Linked DNA regions of Homo sapiens: region 1 is linked to region 2. Evidence: chromatin loops called from intact Hi-C (ENCODE). Cell type or tissue: OCI-LY7. All regions are shown on one strand. Each heading gives the region's core, and the rest is flanking DNA. Links, peaks and the distances in the headings are about the cores only.

The links. Peaks named below come from ENCODE experiments on the same cell type or tissue, not always from the same donor. Only the 100,000 strongest peaks of a DNase experiment are listed, where the experiment ranks them.
Region 1: it touches region 2 in a loop (8-fold over the local background); 3 of 110 quality-filtered maps call a loop at or near these places.

The regions. Positions count from the first base shown.
Region 1 is chr15:56,527,002-56,537,187 of GRCh38, reverse strand. The region is part of intron 1 of LOC105370832 (a long non-coding RNA gene); the gene reads left to right. Among named protein-coding and RNA genes, the nearest start is that of MNS1, 67 kb to the right of the region's middle. In OCI-LY7, for the core only: a CTCF peak has its summit at 4,306; DNase peaks (open chromatin) are centred at 2,627, 3,257, 3,847 and 4,317; H3K4me3 peaks cover 2,765 bases; H3K27ac peaks cover 5,392 bases.
Region 2 is chr15:56,604,811-56,614,996 of GRCh38, reverse strand. LOC105370832 (a long non-coding RNA gene) reads left to right here and starts at 9,401. Exons shown (of 4, transcript XR_007064652.1): 1 at 9,401-9,621. In OCI-LY7, for the core only: no CTCF peak of the experiment used is centred there; DNase peaks (open chromatin) are centred at 5,776, 6,386, 6,686, 7,226 and 1 weaker place; H3K4me3 peaks cover 4,309 bases; H3K27ac peaks cover 5,957 bases.

The sequences.
Region 1 (10,186 bases), core at 772-8,771, 77 kb after region 2:
TGTATTTTTTTTTTGGTAGAGATGGGGCTTTGCCATGTTGCCCAGGCTGGTCTCAAAGTTCTGAACTCAAGTGATTCGCCCGCCTTGGCCTCTCAAAATGCTAGGATTACAGGCATGAACCACCATGCCTGGCCCAGAGAGTTTTTAAAGAGAGAAAACAGCCTGAGCTAAGTCACGAACGCCCAGAATTGCATGGAGTATTCAAGAAAAGGGGCCAGCATTAGGTCAGGATTGGAGTAACAGAAGATGTGCTGGAAAGGCAGATTCGGACTACCCTTATAGAAAAGAAGAAACAAACAATTGTCTTAAAAGCTTTAGCCCGTCCCAACTTGTGGGTTCAGAGACAGTGGGGTTGCCTCTAGTTGACTTTAGCTTGGCTTTGACTTGTTGTTTACTAGCCGAATTTCTAAGACATAGTTTTGAAGCAGGCAAAGTACATACAGAATGTCCCATTGTCCCCTTTCTGCTTCATCCCTCTAAAGAGCACTCTTTGTCTCCAGACTTCTTTCTAGCTTCTTTTATTCTGTGATCTAACAGAGTCTGTCAGCTGGAGGCTCCCTTCCTCATGCCTTTACTCCAGGCTCAACTGAATCTGATAAACACATTAAAAAAAAAAAAAACAGAGTAGCTTCACTGTGTTACTTCTCAAGACAATACGTCTGACTCTCAGTAGAAGTGTTCAATATTTCACATAAACTAATTTTTAGATCTAGCAAGTATGTGCCTGTGTGTTTGCATATGTGGTTGTGAAGATTTTGAGGAGAAAGGAGAGCAGATGCTATTTGGTCTGCTGATGTCATCATCTGGATTCACACGTCACTGAGAGTGAGGAGCGGACCACCTCTGAGCTCCACCTTCTTACAAGTTAGTGTGGCCATGGCCCTAGTGTCCATAGTCTGATGTTGAATGGGGCTTCGATGTACAAGGTCAGTATGTTTCAAGTTTTTATAATAGTCCCTATTAAAGATGTAAATTACCCTACCAAAAAAACAAAAAATTTCATTCACGAAGTCCCACTCTATCCTGAAGAATCCATAGGCTTCCTACTTTGAGAATAATCAGTGTGCAATGGGCTACTTTGAACAAACTAAAGTGAGAAAACACAAATAGAGCTCTACATTTTATGATAGTTGTGTTGTCAATATTGATCAATGGCCTACAAACATAAATATCACTGTCATGATCTATGAAACCAAGGGTGCCTCCTGGACCCTAATACAGTCATGAGTCACTTAACAATGGGGATACATTCTGAGAAATGCATCGTTAGGCGATTTTGTCGTTGTGCAACCGTCACAGAGTGTACAGTACTGAAACAAACCTAGACGGTATAGCCTACTACACACATAGGATATATGATATGGCCAATTGCTCCTAGGCAACGAATCTGTACAGCATGTTACTGTACTGAATACTGTAGGCAATTGTAACACAATGGTAAATGTTTGTCTATCTAAACATATGTAAACATAGGAAAGGTACAGTAAAGGCAGAATATAAAGGATTAAAAATGGCACGCCTGTATAGGGCATTTACCATGAATGGAGGCTGTGGGACTGGAGGTTGCTCTGAGTGAGTGAGTGGTGAGTGAATGTGAAGGCCTAGGACACTACTGTACACTACTGTAGACTTTATAAACATTGTACACATAGGCTACACTAAATTTTTTTCTTTCTTCAATAGTAAATTAACCTAAACTTACTGTAACTTTTTTATTTTATAAACTTTTTTTAACTATTTGATTATTTTGTAATACTTAAAATACAAACACATTGTACAGATGTACAACAATATTTCTTTATATCCTATTCTATAAGCTTTTTCCTATTTAATGTTTCACTTTCTAAGCTTTTTTGTTAAAAACAAAGACACAAACACATACGTTATCTTAGGCCTACAAAGGGTCAGGATGATCAGTTCTACTGTCTTCCACCTCCACATCTTATGGTCTTCAGGGACATTAACATTCATGGAGCCGTCATCTCCTATGATCATGTCTTTTTCTGGAATACCTCCTGAAGGACCTGCCTGAGGCTGTTTTGCAGTTCCTTTTTTTTTAATAAGTAGGAGTATACTCTAAGACAATAATTTAAAAAGTATAGCATAGTAAACACATAAATCAGTAACACAGTTGTTTATTATCAAGTATTATGTCTGCACATAATTGTATGTGTTATTCTTTTTCACCGGCCAGTGCAGTAGGTTTGTTTACACTCGCATCACCACAAACGTGTGATTAATGTGTTGCACTAAGAAGTTACCATGGCTACAACATCACTAGGCAATAGGAATTTTTCAGCTCCATTATAATCTTATGGGACCACCATCATATATGCAGTCTGGCATCGAACCAAAACATTGTTATGTGGGATATAACTGTATTCTTGACTTACTCTAAATAGTAACTCACATATGGTCTGTTATAAGAGATACAGATTTCTAATATATTCTCCATGTTCTACTGAGGTTCTAGAGGATTTTGGGGTGAAGTGAGTGTTTAATATTATTGGTATGGCTAGAGGAATATATGTCTTTTAGTGCAAGCAAAACCCTGCACTATGATAGCTAAACAAGAGCCATTTGCCTTTCAGTGTGTATAGTCTGAACCTTTTACAGTCTCTAGTGGCAATGTTGGGAGGAAGAGTAAGAGATAATACTAATAAGCTCTGATCTTGCAGATGCAGAATTCTGGGGCAGAAATGACTATAAAAGGCTTTGCCAACTGGGGATCCAGGACTGGCACTCAAATTAAAAAGGGAGAGCATCTCTTTTTCTCTTTTTTGTGTGAACCTTTTCCTCTCTACAAATAAACTGAGGCCTAAGGTACTCTTTTCCCAGTTCTACTGTGGGTGTTTAGCTTCATGAGCAAAGGCAGATGAAGGATTTGGTTTAAACCAACATCTTAAGCAGGACAGCTGGGAACTCTTCCACACCTCCTGGGAAAGCTAAATATGGTAACATTCTCCCCAGGCCCTCACGGGGACTATGTCACAAAGCAGAGCTGGGTGTATTGTATAGGCCTTCATGACAAGCATCACAGTCTAGGCTTTGCCAAAGGTGGTGAGCTGCCTCCATGCAGTGCTGGGAAACAATTGTTGGAGGCTGTTGAAGGGGAGTCAAGAATTTTGAGCATTATTCTCTTCTCCTGAGCTGAACTCCTTGTCTTATTTGACAGTTGCTGTGTGCAAAACAGGTTAACCCATTGCATTGGGTAAATGAAAATCCAAACTGAGGGTGTGTAGAAGCATTTTCCATCTGTGACTCAGGCAGGGCTTTTGCATATTAGCACAGAGCTCAACGAGTAGCAAGAGGGTTGTTTGTGCTTGGGTTATGTTTGCTGTGTTCCAAAACTAAGACAAAATCTGGCCTCAGATCCCTGAGGTCTAACTAATCCAGTAATGAGCTGAGACAGTTTGCTAGGTGTTGTTTCCACCCAATTCCCAGACTGTTCTGTTCTGGGAAGATATTTTCTAAGTTGAAAATGGGGTAAATGTAATAGGCCCTGCTCAAAAATGACAAATCTCATTGTAAAATCATCTACAAATGAGTTGAGCTGGTGATGCCTTAAAACATTCCTCTGTTTCTAAAGTTATATTCAAGAGTCTTATTGTCAAGAAAACATGATAGGTTTATCAAATACCCTGTAGAATACTGTACTCGAAGTGCCTGCTTTATCTTATGCAATTTTTCTATTTAATCTGAGCTGTATATATGCTACTGCAGCTTCAAAACATCTGGGCACAGCAATTTTTTCTATCCTGCACCTGCAAGGGTAAGTACACACATAAACAAAAAAGAAATTAAATCTTCCGCAGAGCTGGGGTAAAAAAGAACCCAACCAGCCATGAAGCTCAAGGGAGCAGTATGACAAGTGCTGAGCTGTAAACAAGCTTGAGAGGGATTTAATTCTTATGACAAGTGCCAGTGGTGGCATCTCACATGGACTCAGCATATGCACACATTTCAGAGAGGAGCCACACAGGATTTAATGCAAATAGAAAAGAAAAAAAAAAAAGAAACAGCTCTCAGTGCATCAGCTTCTTCTCATCTATAAATAGCCAAGCAAATCAGGATGAGCTAATGTTGTAATTATCTTGATTTTCAGAATTTTTGCCACTCAGAAGAGATTTTTAGAGTCTCCTCCCTGCTCTTTATAATTATAGCTGCTGTTCCAACCTCTGCCAAGGGTTGGTGGTTGCAATGTGATATTTGCCAGGTGGCTGCTCTGCAGCACAGAAAATTACCAAGTTTCCTTGGTTTGTCCGGTTTTGTCTTGTAAGATCCAATTCAAAACTTCAGAGGGCAACAATTCATCATCTTGTGACAGCCACTTCTTCACTTTTCCTTGTAACTTCTAGACTCTGGCGCTGTGGGGTCTTCCTGTACTTGAGTAAATGACATGACTGAGATACCAGAGTAGCTATGCTTCACTTTGCACAGAATCACAGACACCGATGTTGGGAAAGGATTAGAAACCAAGCGTTGTGACAGCCCAGAAGCTGTATTCCTTCCAAACGTGGAATGCCATGTTTGCTGATTTGTATTTTCTTTGTGTGTTCAAGAACTACACTGCAGAGTAGGAAAGGAGGGTAGAGAATGATGATTAAAAACAGGGAGGTGGGATGGGAGATCCTGCTAGTTGCCTACCTAATATCCTTCTTCTCTCTCATATCAAGAGTTGGCAAACTCCAATCCACAAGCTAAATCTAGCCTTCTGGCTGCTTTGATAAATAAAGTTTAATTGGAACGCAGCCTCACATGTATTGCCTATGGCTGCTTTTATGCTACAAGATCAGAATTGAGTAGTTGTAACAGATGCTGTATGTTCTGCCAGGCCTAATATATTTACTATCTGGTCTTTTATAGAACAAGTTTGCTGACCCCTGTCTTATATTAACAGAACCCCATTTTGATGGTGGCAGCTGTGTGCCAATTTTTTAAAAGTCACTTTCTTGTAGCTAGGGGTAACCACATGATCCAGTCCTGCCTAATGAGATGCAATAGAAAGTGAACTTGGGGGAGGCCTCCAGGAAAACTACTGTTTGCCATATAAAGCCGGCACTGACCGCTGCCCTTCTCCTTTCTTTTTCTTTCTTGTGGAGTGGCTATGCTAACACTTTTTTGGGGGCATGGTTCCCACTTCTGGTGCCTGGTGGAAATGGTGGCTTTCTCATGACTGTGAGGATGAAAGTAACATCCCAAGGACATAAGTGGGAATGCGGGTTCTTAATGGCTTCCTTGAGTAGTTGCTTTAGTCCTGGACTGGTTAGCCCTAGAAAGATTAGCCCATTGGCTGACCCACCTACAAGGGTTTCTATACATTGTAAACAAATGGAATCCCAACTGAAAACTAGGCTGGTCTTGATGGTGTGAGTTACAGCAAACGGATGTCAGAAAAGGTAAGAAACTGCCCTCCCTGTCCTACTTCCGTGGAAACACTCTAGGTAAGATTAAAATCCCCAAGTCCTATAACGAAATTTCTATCTTCAGTGTTAGATGGTCACTTGAATCATTTTTAATGAACAATTCAAACTTTGAATGCAAATTGTCTATATTGTAAGAAGAAAGTTCCCTGAATTTCTTTCCTAAAAGTTATCTACTTTTGTGGCAGATACCTCCTTAAATATATTAGCTATTTTCAGTGGTCAATAGTAGCTTTATGTAATGGTGATAACTCCTTTTGACTTAGGTAAAAATGATTGTATTTAGGATGTGAGAATAGGTAGAATCAGGTGAATACTCTCTAGCTCTGAACATGAAAACTTTATGTTCATTCAATTTCTGAAGAGTTAAAAACCATTTCTGTGCGATTTCCACAGTTCTTCCCACAGTAATTCTCTTTTCCCTGCCCTCTTCTTCTTTCTTCTCTCCCCTAAGTTCCTGTGCTTGATGCTTTAGGGCATGGGCGTAGTGAGAGATTAGAGAAGGCTGGAGAGTGAGGACTTCATAAAATAATCAGTGCAATTTCTGCCCCTCACTTTATCATACACTGTTCAAACTGAATCCATTAATGGATTTTTTTGCAAAATATGATCATTGCAGTAACGAAATTGGTCCAGGCCAAAACAGCAGCTTTAATGGGGACACAGCCGAAGCCACCCTGCTGCCCCTACTGCTTTCTTCCCTGGGCCTCGGTAGAACAGCAAAGATTCTGAAAGAAAACTTTAAGTGCATGTTGTAATACTTAATCTTTTCTCATGAAATCCAAAGAAAATATGCACAGTGTCTATGGAAAATAATTCCTCCTTAGGGTCCTAAAAAGTCTGCAATCAATATGACCTCACCTTGTAAGAGATCTATGTTGATTTTTAAGATAGGAAATTTACTTCATTTTTAAATAACAAAATCTTTAAAAATAGTTTTATTTGGCCATTTGTATGACTGCTTCTATCTCACAGACATCCTTTAAGAAAGCATAAAATATACTTTGTTGGGGAGTATTAAGTTTAAACATTATTTGGTTATTAATGCTGTCTTGGTTTGATTGCTTTATACCAAAAATACAAGTAGTTGGTTTCACTCTTCATGGTTTTGTCTACAAATTATTACACACTTTTGGCTACCATGCTTGTGAAGTTTCAAAGCCAAGCAAATGTGGTTCAATTATAAAAAAGTGATCAGAATATATAAGGAAGTTGGTGTTTTAAATAATCATATTTCCACAATTCAAAGCAATCATTTTCTCTTCTTTTCTATCTTATGAATGACAGCAGATCCACCACACTCCCTCATCAGAAAAATGGCTCTAAAATGTAAGCACAGCCAATGATGGCTCAGCCTCCTCTCCACGCATCTGTGAAATGACAAAGTGGTCTGGAAATATTCCTGATTAAAAAAAAAAATTTAAAACCCTAGGGTTTAAGGGTTCTGAGTCAGGATGTAAATAAACTGTTTATTTTAAATAAAATCTGGGAATTTAGAAGAGCATGAGAACTTGCATCACTTGTGTAGGCAGAATTCCAAAATGGCCCTGAAGATTCCACCCTTTGGTGCACATGCCCTGTATAATCCTTCCCCTTGTGTGCAGGCAGAACCGGTGAATATGATGGGATATCACACATCCAGGAGACTAAGCAATGGACTTTTCATTAATCAAAAGGGAGATTTTGTGGGTGGGCCCTAGAGAGTGGAAGTGTGAGAGGGCTTGTGAGGGAGCCACATAGCTGAGACCTGAGGGCAGCCTCTAGGAGCTGAGGGCAACCCCAGCTGTTCCTCCACCAGCAGGAATCAGGGACCTCAGTCCTACAGCTGCAAGGAAATGAACTCTGCCAGCAACCCGAATGAACCTGGAAAAAGACCTCAAGCTCTAGGTGAGACCCTAGACCCAGCCAATACCCAGATTTCAGTCCAGTGAGATTGAGCAGAGGACCCAGTTAACCTGTGCCAGGATTCCTAACCCATAGAAACTGTGAGATAATAAATTTGTGTTGTTGTACGCTGCTAAGTTTGTGGTGATTTGTTACGCAGCGATAGAAATCGAATACAATCACACATCCAAAGCCTATCTTTGATAACACTTACAGCCAGGGACCTTCATATTCTATTTGTGGGGAAGAGATATCTCTCACTAGAACTTTTCTTCTGGGGTTGATGGTCTGTTGGATGAGTGTTGTACTTGGCAAGGATCCCATAAAAGTTCATAAGAATGACTTGATCGACAGTAAAATTCATCCATTCATTTATTCTTTTTAAAAAGATTTGAGTGCCTACTCCGTGATAGGCATGCTTCCAGGTATCATTTTATATGATGATGCTCAGTTTTTTTCTGTTTTCCCCTCTAGATACTATTTCCACTCTTCTGTGTCTTGGGATGCTCAATTTTGTAGACCACTCTATAGGGCTTCCATGTATTATGGATGAAAAAATGAAATAAACTAACAGGAAGACTAAAGTGTAGAAAGAGAGTGAATAAGTCAGGACATGTATTTCCCTGAGTTTTGCCCTATGGGAGAACTTTGAATTAGCTGCCTTTCTCCATCTTGTTGGTCTCTCTCTGAGCGGCCCCCTCCCCTTGTCCCAGTCCCTGGATGGTAAGGTCTCCCCACGTCACTAGTCCTGGTGTACTGCCCTCTCCCTGCTGGTATACCAAAACCTTCGCCATACCTTTATAAGCAGTTTCTTTATCAAACTTTCTCCATTTCTTTGACGTTTGAGCATGCTCTTTCCTACCAGTGCCTTGAGGATACAACACTAAACATCCCCCCTGAATACCGGGTATTTGGAGCCATTGGGTCAGGGGATTGGATTCTGGTGTCAGTTCATTTTCTACCTATCTACAGGAACATGGTCTTTCAGGAACACTGTTTTCTTATCTGTACAACGATAGAAGAATGTAAAGTATCTCTAAGGTTTCTATCAGGCCTCATAATCTATAAATTGGTAGGTGGGTTATAAAACTTACATTGTGTGATGTTTGGAGCAAATACAATTTCTTTACTTCTGACTGATCTGGACTTCCTCGTAAATATCAACCGCTCCATTGGAGACTATATTCAAGCCAATGCAATGAAATAATGTAACTATCCCTTTAGATAATACAAGGTAAAAATGTCCAGTCTCTTGAACTTCTTAGCTCAGTTTTTAGTCCCTTCTCCAGCTTCTCTCCAGCATGGTGTCTCGGCTCTGGAGGGTGGGCACTGACTTATGTTTTGTGACCTCCTAAGGAAAGGAGTTTCTCTCCTTTGACTTGCCTGTATCCTCAGGCTCCTCTGATTTCCAAGGCATTATTCCCTGTCTGCCTCCTTGCAGTGTGTTCTGTAGACTTTCATAAGGTCTAGGGCAAAGATTGGCAAACTTTTTCCATAAAGGGCCACAGACAGTAAATGTTTTAGGCTTTGTGGATCATATGGTCTTTGTTACAACTACCCAACTCTGCAGCTGAAATGCAGCCAAAGATAATATGTAAACAAATGAGTGTTTCTTTATAAAAATAGGCCATCGGGTTGGTTCTGACCCATGGGCCATAGTTTGCCGACTCCCGGTCTACATGCTTCTTGGCTTTCTCAACTTCCCTTGGCTCTGAGTCCTGTAGACCCTGGCCCCTCAATCCTTACCAGGCAGGGCTCCAACTAGGTCCATCTGGCTCCCTGGCCAGAGAAGTCCACTCCAAGCCAGGTTTAAGCCTTCAAGACCCCAAACTCAGAACCAGCTCACACAGGAACAAAAGCAAGCTCCAGTCTTTCCGATGTACTTCTCCCTGCTTCGTGCGTATGCCCCTCAGTTTACCCGGATGTTTTCATAACCATTCTGTCCTAATGCTTTGCCCCAAGAAGAGAGTAAAAACAAAAACTCTGGAGGCCACTGTTTCTTGTTCCCTTTTTCTATCTCCTAGTGTCAGAAGGGTCAGATTTCCTCTCCTGACCTTTATTATTCTTCCAACATATTCTTACTCTTACCATAAAATGATAAACTTCTTGGTCTAGATGTGGAAGGAATCTATATATTGAGTGCCTTCTCTGTGATATGAGAGAACTATTTGTGTTCTTCATATGTGCACTCTTAGTTTTTAATATGTTCAAAGGGAAATGAAGGAATTTTGAAAATCCTGTTTTGAGAAAATAGTCTGATTTTAGGACTAACACTATTCTGCAGAAATCTATTTTGAATATCAAAAGCTGCATATTAACTCTCTCACTTTCTCTACCTGCCTTTTGGCATCTGCCACCACTAAACTCACACAAATGCTTCTAGTGGACTAGGGGGAAAGTCTTGTATTCAGGAAAGCAAATGAGAAAAGCTCATTAATATTTTTTCTAAGTAGGACCCCTATTACAAGTGAAAAGAAAAGCAAAATGAGGCAGCTATATAAGATACACCAGAAAAGCATCCTCATTCTAAACAGTTATACCTTATCTTTTATGCAAATCAGGATTGATCATGTACCTTACTCAACAGAGGTGGCTCCAAATTACTCTGGGCTGTACCCTAACCAGTATTACTTTCAAAAGCCAAAGTTTCCCTACACAAAGATGTCAGAAACGTATGCTGGTGGCTCTCTAAGGCACTTCTGAAAGAGATAGAGTGGAGCACAGGGAAGAACTTAATCTCAGGGTTTTACAGAACCACTTTCCCGTCTCTACTTTGTTCCTCAATTGCTATGAAATTGGGGGACTAGTTCTTTACTCTTTCTTAGTCTCGTGTATCTTATTTTAAAAGTTAGCATTAAAATATGTAATTTAAATACAAC
Region 2 (10,186 bases), core at 1,243-9,242:
GCCCCAAGGCCAATCCAAGGCACTCTCCCTTTCCATCTGAGACATGGTGGAAGGGGAGGGTGGCAGGGACAGCAGCCTTTGATCCTTTGCTACTCAGGTGGTTGTAGGGAGATGGAATTTTACCTTTTGGTTTAGCTTTAGGAAGTTGGCCTGAATTGGCCTTAGATTCCCTGCCTCCAGACCCAGGTGTTTTCTCTTTTAGAAAGTTAGCATAAATTGACCTCAGATTCCGTGCCCCCAAATCTTGGTGTTTTTCCTTGATTCAGCACGAAATGGCCTTCAGTTCCCTGCCTCCAGACCCTATTCTCCTGCCTCAGTTGGGGAAATGTGTAAGTATTTCTAATTCACCCTTATACTAAAGGGTAGATCCTTGTGATTTCAGCATTGTGTGAAGTTCTACTCGTAGATATAAACTGTATTTTCCATCTTCTGTTGACAAGGCTGTGAAAACCCATGCTCAGGTTCATCCAGCTCAGCAAACGTCTCAAGGAAGAAGTCATCTCTCTGGGTTCTGCCTTCAATTAGTTTTTCTCCAGAGTGTTTTTTTCTCTCTCTTTCCAGATTAAAGACCTATTTAAGAAAACTTTAAAATATTTTTGGTTATTTTCAGTGAATTTTTTTCTTGTCTCTCCTTAATAATTTTTATTGGGTGGTTTGGCGTTTTCATCTGCAGATTCATTTTAAGTGGTATTTTTTTTCCTTTGCCTCTTTCTGTGCTCCCTCTTCCCTGTCTAGTAGTTCTGTGGTTTCTCCCCTCTAGTTGTCTAGGACTCTACTCCAAAATTATGCCTCAGTGGCTAGAAACTCCAGTCTCAAAGTGGCAGCTGGCTCAGCATCTGAAGCAGTATGTAGCTTTGCTCAGATTTCTGTGCAGTTTTCTCTTATGCCACCCCCAACCATGAAGTTATACAGGTTTACAGAAGCAGTAACCTCAGGCAGTGATCACAGCTGTTTTCACACAGAGACCCCAGCTGTACCATGGTTCCATGCCACATACATAGTGCTTTCGTTACATCAAAGGAGTAAAAACTCCCAGTGGCCCCTAGCTGCTTCCTGGACCTAGACATCGGCAGGGCTGCCGCTTTAGCCCCACCTTACTAGGTTGCCGCCTTCTGTTTCTGACCCAAATAAATGCTTATTTTGTATCTGGGCATGCATGAAACTGTCTTTTTCTTGTTAATTGAATCTATAATTCACATTTGTAGAGAAGGGGGAGAGTTCAGTGTTGAATTTACAGCACTCTTGACCTAAATTGTCCTCTTCACACATTTTTCTCAGTTTATTTTGTTGTCCTTTTTCTAGCTGCTTCATTTGGATGCTTAGTTCCTTTTGAATTATTCTTATTTTCTAAAAATGAGTTTAAGGTGAATATTTTGTATAGCTAACATTTACTAACCGTTTGCTATATGGCAGGCACCAAGCTAAAAGTACTTTACGTTGATTATTTGCTGTAATCTTCCCAAAAGCCTTATGAAGTAGAAACTGTTAGTATCTTAGTTTATAAATAAGAAAGTTGAGATACACAGTGAATAAGAAATTAGTTACGTGTAACCAAATAGGTAGTCTGACTCTCAAAAGCCTGGGCTTTTGACTAGGATTAGATATGTACCAATCACAACCAGTTAAGTGATGCATACATATATATAAAGAAAGACTTAATAGACGTTTTTCATTTCTCAGTTTCCTTCCTGCTACCCAATATAGCTAAAGGGCAATGTATTTTTTGTTTGTTTGTTTGTTGTTTTTTGAGACGGAGTCTTGCTCTGTTGTCCAGGCTGGAGTACAGCGGTGTGATCTTGGCTCACTGCAACCTCCGCCTCCCGGGTTCAAACGATTTTGCTGCCTCAGCCTCCCGAGTAGCTAGGATAACAGAAGCCTGCCACCATGCCCAGCTAATTTTTGTATTTTTAGTAGAGATGGGGTTTTACTGTGTTGCCAAGGCTGCTCTCTCTCGAACTCCTGACCTCAGGTGATCCGCCCACCTCGGCCTCCCAAAATGTTGGGATTACAGGCGTGAGCCACGGCGCCCGGCCAGTGCACCACATTTTGAACTGTTACCCAATTATCTATTCAAAAATAAATTTAAATGAAATACCTATTTTAAGCCACTAAATTTGTAGGAATTTGTCATGCAGCACAGAAAACAAATACAAACTGTTTCTGGTTTTTAGCTATTATAAGTTGCTTTGAACATCGCATGCAAGTCTGTGTATGGACATAAGCTCCGATTTACCTTTGGTAAATAGGAATAGGATGACTGGGTGGCATGGTAAGTATGCTTTTAATTCTTTAGGAAACTGCTAAACTGTTTTCCGAAGGGGCTTTTTGTTATATTCTCAGCAGCATTGTATGAGAGTTGCAGTTGTTTCCAAATTGTCACTAACACTTGGTATGGTCAGTCTCTTTAATTTTGTCCATTCTAATGGGTGTGTAGTGGTAAATCAGAGAATATGCTTTCCATAATTTTAGCCTTTGACATATATTAAGATTGTCTTTAGGGCTGAGTATATGGCCAGTTTTGGTAAATGTTTTATATGCACTTGAAACAAATATATATTCTGCAGTTGTTGGGTACAATATTCTACATATATCTGGTAGGTCAATTTTCTTAATTTTGTTATTCAGAACTTTTATATCCTAACTGATTTTGTTTGACTACTTGTTCTATCAATTACTGGATAAGGTGAGTTAAAATCTTCTACTCTGAATTCATTTCTTTTTTCAGGTCTTCAGTTTTTGCTATATTTCAACCACTGATAGTTTTTCTTTTTGAGAATATCACATAAATGAAATTGTTACAGGAAAGGCATCCCGATCCAGACCCCAAGGGAGGGTTCTTGGATCTCATTCAAGAAAGAATTCAGGGCGAATCCACAGTGCAAGGCAAAAGCAAGTTTATTAAGAAAGTAAAGTGATTAAAGTACAGCTACTCCATAGACAGAGTAGGGCATTCCCGAAAGTAAGAGGAGGAACACGTCCACCCTAGGTACGATACTTGTCTATATATATAGGATAAAAAAAATCATTGGGAGATGTGCTCTGCTACAAGGGTTTGTGATAAAGGATTAATTTTCTTAATTACTGTATTTTACAATAATCGATATTACCATTAAAGCAAAACTAGGAATGCTTCTCTTCTCAAGATAGCAGGATATCAGGACACTCCCAAGTCTGGATCTGTTTAGTAAACATTATCCATCTGTTCCCTTAACCGTAAACATCTAGAGGCTAGGAATACATTAGTTTCTAGGAATGCAGCCCAGCAAGTCCCAGCCTCAGTTTCCCAGCCCTCACTCAAGACGGAGTCACCCTGGTTCGAACACCTCTGACAGACTGATACATTATGTAACACTTTGAGACTTTGATTCAGCATAAGGTCTATGAGATTTGTACAAGTTGTTGCATGTATCAATAGTTCATTCCTTTTTATTACTGAGTAGTAATCCATTCTATAAATAATATGTTTATTCATTCACCATTAAAGGACATATGGTTGTTTCCTGTTTGATTATGAATAGAGTTGGTATAAACATTCATGTACATATTTTTGTGTGACCATATGTCTTAATTTCTGTTGTAAATACCCAGGAGTAGGATTGCTGGGTCAAATGGTAAGTGTATGTTTAACTTACAAGAAACCAGCAAGCTGCTTTCCAGAGTAGCTGCACAATTTGCATATTCACTTTTTACTTGGAATCAATATTTTACTTCAACTGGAATGTAGAAACCTCACCCACGTATGTTCTTTTATCCTCCATGCTTTACATTATAGTTGTCATACATATTACATTTATATTCATTAAAAGCCCATTAGATAATGTTACGAGTTTTGCTTTCAGCCATCAAATATATTTTAAAGAACTCAAGAGGAGAATAGTCTGTTATAGTTACTTAGGTAGCCACCATTTTCGTTGCTCATCCTTTATGCATAATATACCAAGTTTCCTTCAGGTACTATTTCCTTTTGGCTGAAGACATTTCTTTATAATTATTTTAGAGCAGATCTGATGACAACAAATGATCTTAGTTTTCCTTTTTCTAATGATGTCTATTTCATCTTAATTCTTAAATAATTTTAATAGTCTATAGAATTTTAGGTGGACAGATTTTTTTCTTTGTTTGTTTCTGCACTTTAAAAAATGTGCCATTTCATCTGAGTCTCTCTGGTTTCTGGTGATAAATCAGTAGTCATGTGAATCAATGTTCTTTTCTATGATAAGGCATTGTTTTTCTTTGGCTACCTTCAAATTTTTTCTTTGTCTTTAGTTTTCAGCAATTTGATTATGGTGTTATCAAAGTCAAATAAAATGATAGAGATGAAACTCTAAAGAAAATGTTTTATTTGGAAAAACGGAATTACCATTCAGGGCATGTACACAGACCAGGGTGGTCTTTGGTATCTTCAAAGAGCAGAGAAAAGGTTGGGGGTTTTATTAGAGAAATGTTATGTATTGTTTTGTAAGAAAACTCATTGGCATTAGGAAAGTTTTTGGGAGCTCATAAGCTCTGATTGGTGAGTAATGATGGGTAGGTAAAACTAGGCTTAAAGTCATGGCAGTTCATCTTAGCAGCTACTAGGTAAAAATAGTCTTAAGGTTGTAGCAGATCATTTTGGCAGTTGGCTTAGGAGACAGTCCCTGGGCAGGCACTTGTGCCCTGAGTGCTTTTCTTTTCTTTTCTTCCCCTGGTCTCCTGACTCTAATTTAATTGGGCATGATAACTCCAATTCATATAATCAATTCTCACAGTGTTTGGTTGTGGATTTGTTTGGGATTTTTCCTGTTTGAGATTCACTGAACTTCTTGAATCTGTAAGTTTATATCTTCTGCAAAATATGGGAGGAGTTTTTTGCTGTTATTTATCCTCCCCCTTTTTATTGTGGTAAAATATACAGAAAATAAAATTTACCACTTTGACATTTCTAGTGTATAATTCAGTGGCATTTAGTATATAAACAATGTTTTATGCAACCATCACCACTATTTTGAGAAATTTTTCATCATCCCAAACAGAAACTCTCTACCCATTGAGCGATAACTCCCCATTCCCCCTGCCCCTAGTACCTAGTAATTTCAATTCTATTAATCCTTTCTGTCTTTATGACTTTGTGTATTCTAGATACCTTATAAAATATGTGTTTGTCTTCACGTCTGAATTATTTCACTTAGCATAAGTTTTTCAACTTCATGTTGTAGCATGTATCAGAATTCATTCTTTTTTTGTGGTTGAGTGATATTCCATCGTACATATATATCAAATTTTGTGCATTCTGTTTGTCCATCTTTTGATGGACACTTTAGTTGTTTCCACCTGTTGGCTATTGGGAATAATGGTGCCAGGAATATTTGTGTACAAGTATCTGTTTGAGCCCCAGTTTTCCATTCTTTGGGGTATATATTGAGCAGTGGAATTATTGAGTCATATGGTAATTCTATATTTAACATTTTGAGGAGCTGCCAAACTTCCCATAGTGGCTGCACCATTTTAACTTCCCACCAGCAATTTACAAGGGTTCCGTCTTGGGTGCGCGATGACTGTCTGGGCTGGTGGCACAGAGGTAAAAGAATTTACCAAGATAGTTGTAGGTAAAGAAAGGCAGATTGGTTAAAGAAAGTATAAAAGTACGTTGCCAGGGAGCTATAGGTGGAATCAGCAGAAGAGTAGCTGACTGCAAGGAAACAAGGAAATAAGAACAAGAATGCTTCTTATGCTGAAGAGTGCTACAGGCAATACTGATAATGCTAAGGTTGCAGTGAGCTAACTTGCAGGTGTCTGATGATAGTTGGACCCAGGAGGGCAATGTGTAGTGGACCATGAAGAAAGGCAGACTTGAAGCTTATCTGCTTTCTCTTTTTGCTTTGCCTTGGTGTCCAGCCAGCCTGACTCCTTTTCCCTAATTATGAATCCACAGGTTCCAATTCCCACATCCTTGCCAACACATGTTAATTTCAGGAATTCTGGGAGTAGCCATTCTAGTGGATGTGAAATGATATTAGACATTATTCCTTTCTCCTCTTTGTCAGTCTCTGATAACACAAACATTAGACCTTTGGTACTGTCCCACAGGCTCCTTAGGTTCTTTACTTTTTTAAGAAATATTTTCTTTATTTTCGGATCAGGTAATTTCTATTAACCTATCTTCGAATTCACTGACTCATTTTTTTGTCATCTCCATTCTGCTATTAAGACTATCTAGTGAGATTTTTTTAAAAAAATTTAGTGATTACATATTTTTTTCAGTTCCCAAATTATCATTTGGTTCTTTATGTCTTCAGTTTCTTTGCTGAGACTTTATATCTTTTTATTCATTTTAAGAGTGTATGTCCTTACTTCCTGGAGCACCTTTATACTAATAATAGCTGCTTTAGCATTTTGGTCAGATAATTCTAACACCTGTGTCAAATCAGCATTGGTGTGTGTTGATCATCTTTTTCTCATGTGAGCTCAGATTCGCCTAGTTCTTCATATACTAAGTAGTTTTGGAATGTATCCTGGAAATTTCAAATATAATGTTAAGGGACTCTGGGTTTATTTAAATCCTATGGAGAATGTTGATATATTTGTTTTAGTAGGCAATTGACCTTATTGGGTTCTGGCTGCAAATTCCAACCAGCTTCTGTGGGTTGTGGTTTCAATGTCAGTTTCATTTTCAAAGCCTTCAGTTTTATTCAAATTTGTCACACATGTATGCTGCTCAGTGGCCATTCTGAAACCTGGCATGTGGTTTATCTCTTAGTTTAGTTCAGTCTTTGGTATGTTGGTTTATGATCAGAACCACACATGCATCCCTCAGAAGTGATACCAGAAATTCATAAACAACATTATCTGGTAATTTTCCAAAGATCCTCCCTTTAGGTATTTTCCCCAGTAACTTCCAGTCCCTTAAGCCTCTTTTTTGATCTTCCATCTGTAATACTGTGGCTTTATTTACCCCCCATCCTGCCCTACATTTTTCATGTCTGCACTCATATCCAGGGATAAGTGGAGGGAAGTTAGAATTTAAAAAGAAATGGTGTTCACCTCACTCTCTTGAGACTATAGCACCTCTGGAAAGTAACCCTCTCCCTCTCAGAATTTTGGTGCTCCTGTAGCTATCGGGAGATCTCTATCTTCTTCTTTGATCCTGAGTAGAAGGCTTCTCTGGAAGCTTTCTCTAGCTATACCAATACCTATCTCCACATTATAGATTGCCTTAAATCCACACTGAGAAATACTAAAGGGGGGTGAAAAGGGTCTATTCACTACCAGTTAGGTCTACTCCACTTCAAATTTCGTTGTTCTTTAGTCTTCATACTATTATCTTGTATTCACAGTCCTTCCACATTGTTATATGCATTCTGTCCAGGTTTTGTAGCCGCATTCAGTGGGAGAGTCAAAGTGGAGTGTGCTTACTCCACCTTACCCGGAACTGCAACTCTTAAAATAATTTTATAATTAACATCAATAGTAAGGGAGACTATGCATAAAACAAATAAACAAAACCTAACAAATTTGACATGTAAGCACTCTCACTGCCAGGCCAACATGTTGTTTAAAACTGTCCATAGAAATTGAATCTAAGTAGAGAAATTTCAGGTAGAAGCAAACTTTATAATTCCACCAAACCAAGAGCAAGTCAAGAATGCCTTCTATGATACTCTGGCTTCTTATTTTTAGGATGCAGAAAAGCTGCTCTGGCTAGCTTAAGAAAAATAGTTGCTCTGGCTAGTTTAAGAAAAATAACTTACTAATCAAGTATTATAAGAAGACACAAATACCTAAATCAGAAATGAAAGTGGGGACACAACTATTGACCTTTCAGAAGTAAAAAGGATTATAAGAGAATACTCTAAACAATTGTATGCCCAAAAAAAGATAACCTTGATGGCATGGACACATTTCTAGCAACAAATTACCAAAACCGACTCAAGAAGAAATAGAAAATCTGAATAGAGGTATAACAAGTAAAGAGAGTGAAACATTAACCAAAAACTTCCCAATGAAGGTAAGTCCAGGGTCAGATGGCTTCATCAGTGAATTATACCAAACATTTAAAGAAGAATTAGCACCAATCCTCAATTTTCCAAAAAGTAGAAGAGAACACTTACTAACTTGTTTTTGATGCCAGCGTTACCCTGATACCAAAATCAGATAAAGACCTCACAAGAAAAGGAAGTCACAGAGCAATATCCCTAAGTAATATAGATGTAAAAATTCTCAACAAAATATTAGCGAGCCAAATCCAACAACATATTAAAAGATTATATACCATGACCAAATAGGATTTATCCCAGGAATCCAAGGGTGTTTTGACATGAGAAAATAAGTGTAATATACCATATTAATGGAATGTAAAAACGCCACATGATCATCTCAGTTGATGCAGAAAAAATACTTGACAAAATCCAACACTTTTTCATGATAAAAACTTAGAAAACTCACTTTGGGAGGCTGAGGCGGGCAGATCACGTGTTCAGGAGATTGAGACCATCCTGGCTAACACGGTGAAACCCCTTCTCTACTAAAAATACAAAAAATTAGCCAGGCGTGGTGGCAGGCACCTGTAGTCCCAGCTACTCTGCAGGCTGAGGCAGGAGAATGGTGTAAACCCGGGAGGCAGAGCTTGCAGTGAGCCAAGAACGTGCCACTGCACTCCAAGAAAACTAGGAATGAGAGGGAACTTCCTCAACATGAGAAAGGGCAATTATGAAAAACTCGTAGCAGAAATCATACTCAGTGGTGCAAGACTAAAATCCTTTTCCCCAAGATCAGGAACAAGACAAACATGCCTGCTTTCACCACAGCTATTTGACATTGTATTGGAAGTTTTAGCCAAAACAGATAGATGGATGGATGGATAGATAGATAGATAGATAGATAGATAGATAGATAGATAGATAGATGAAAGATAAAATGGCATCCAGATTAAAAAGGAAAAAGTAAAACTATTCACAGATGATATGATCTTATATGTAGAAAATCCCAAATAATCCACAAGAAAGCTACTAGAGCTAATAAATTCCGTAATTTGTAAGATACAAGATCAACGTGCAAAAATCATTTGAGTTTCTGTATACCACCAATGAATAACCCAAAAAGGAAACCAAGAAAATAATTGATATGGTTTGGCTCTGTGTGCCCACCCAAATCTCATGTTGAATTGTAATGCCAAATGTTGGAGGTGGGGCCTGGTGGGAGGTGTTTGGATCATGGGGATGGTTTCTAATGGTTTAGCATCATTCCCGCAGTGCTGTCTCATGATAGAGTTCTCACAAGATCTGATTGTTTAAAAGTGTGTAGCACCTCCATCTGCTTGTGCTCTTCTTCCTGTTCCAGGCATGTAGGATGTTCGTCCTTCCCCTTCACCTTCCACCACCATTGTAAGTTTCCTGAGGCCTCCCTAGCCAAGCTTCTGTACAGCCTGTGAAACTGTGGTCAATTAAACCTCTTTTCTTTGTAAATTACCTATTCTCAGGTAGTTCTTTATAGCAACGTGAAAAGAGACTAATACAACAAACAATCTACTTACAATAGATCTGAGAATAAAATACCTGGGAATAAATTTAACCAAGAGGTGAAAGACCTGGACACTGAAAACTACAAAAAATTGCTGGCAGAAGTTAAAGAGGAACGAATTAAATGGTAAGACATACCGAGTCCATGGATTAGAAGACTTACTATTGTTAAGATGGCAATACCCAAAGCAGTCTACAGATTCAATGCTATCCCTGTCAAAACTCCAATAGCCTTTCTTTTCTCAGGAATGGAAAAGCCAATATTCAAACCTTTATAGAATTGTAAGGGGCCCCAAATAGCCAAAACAGAATAACAAAGTTGGAGGGCAAACACTTCTTGATTTCAAAACTTACTATAAAGCTACAGTAATCAAAACAGTGTGGTGCTGGCACAAGAATAGACATATGAATGTACTTAATACCACTGAATTGTACACTGAAAATGGTTAAGAGTAAATTTTATCTTACATATATATAGCAACAAAAAATGAAAAAAATCTGCCATACCTATAGGTTTATTTCTGGATTCTCAGTTCTATTCCATTTATCTATATGTCTATTCTTGTGACAGTTCATCTCCAGAATTCTTGCATCTAGTAAAAGTGAGACTCTATACCCGTTAAGTAATTACTGTACATTGCCCACTTTCCCTATCCCCTGGCAATCACAATTCTATTTTCTACCTGTTTAAT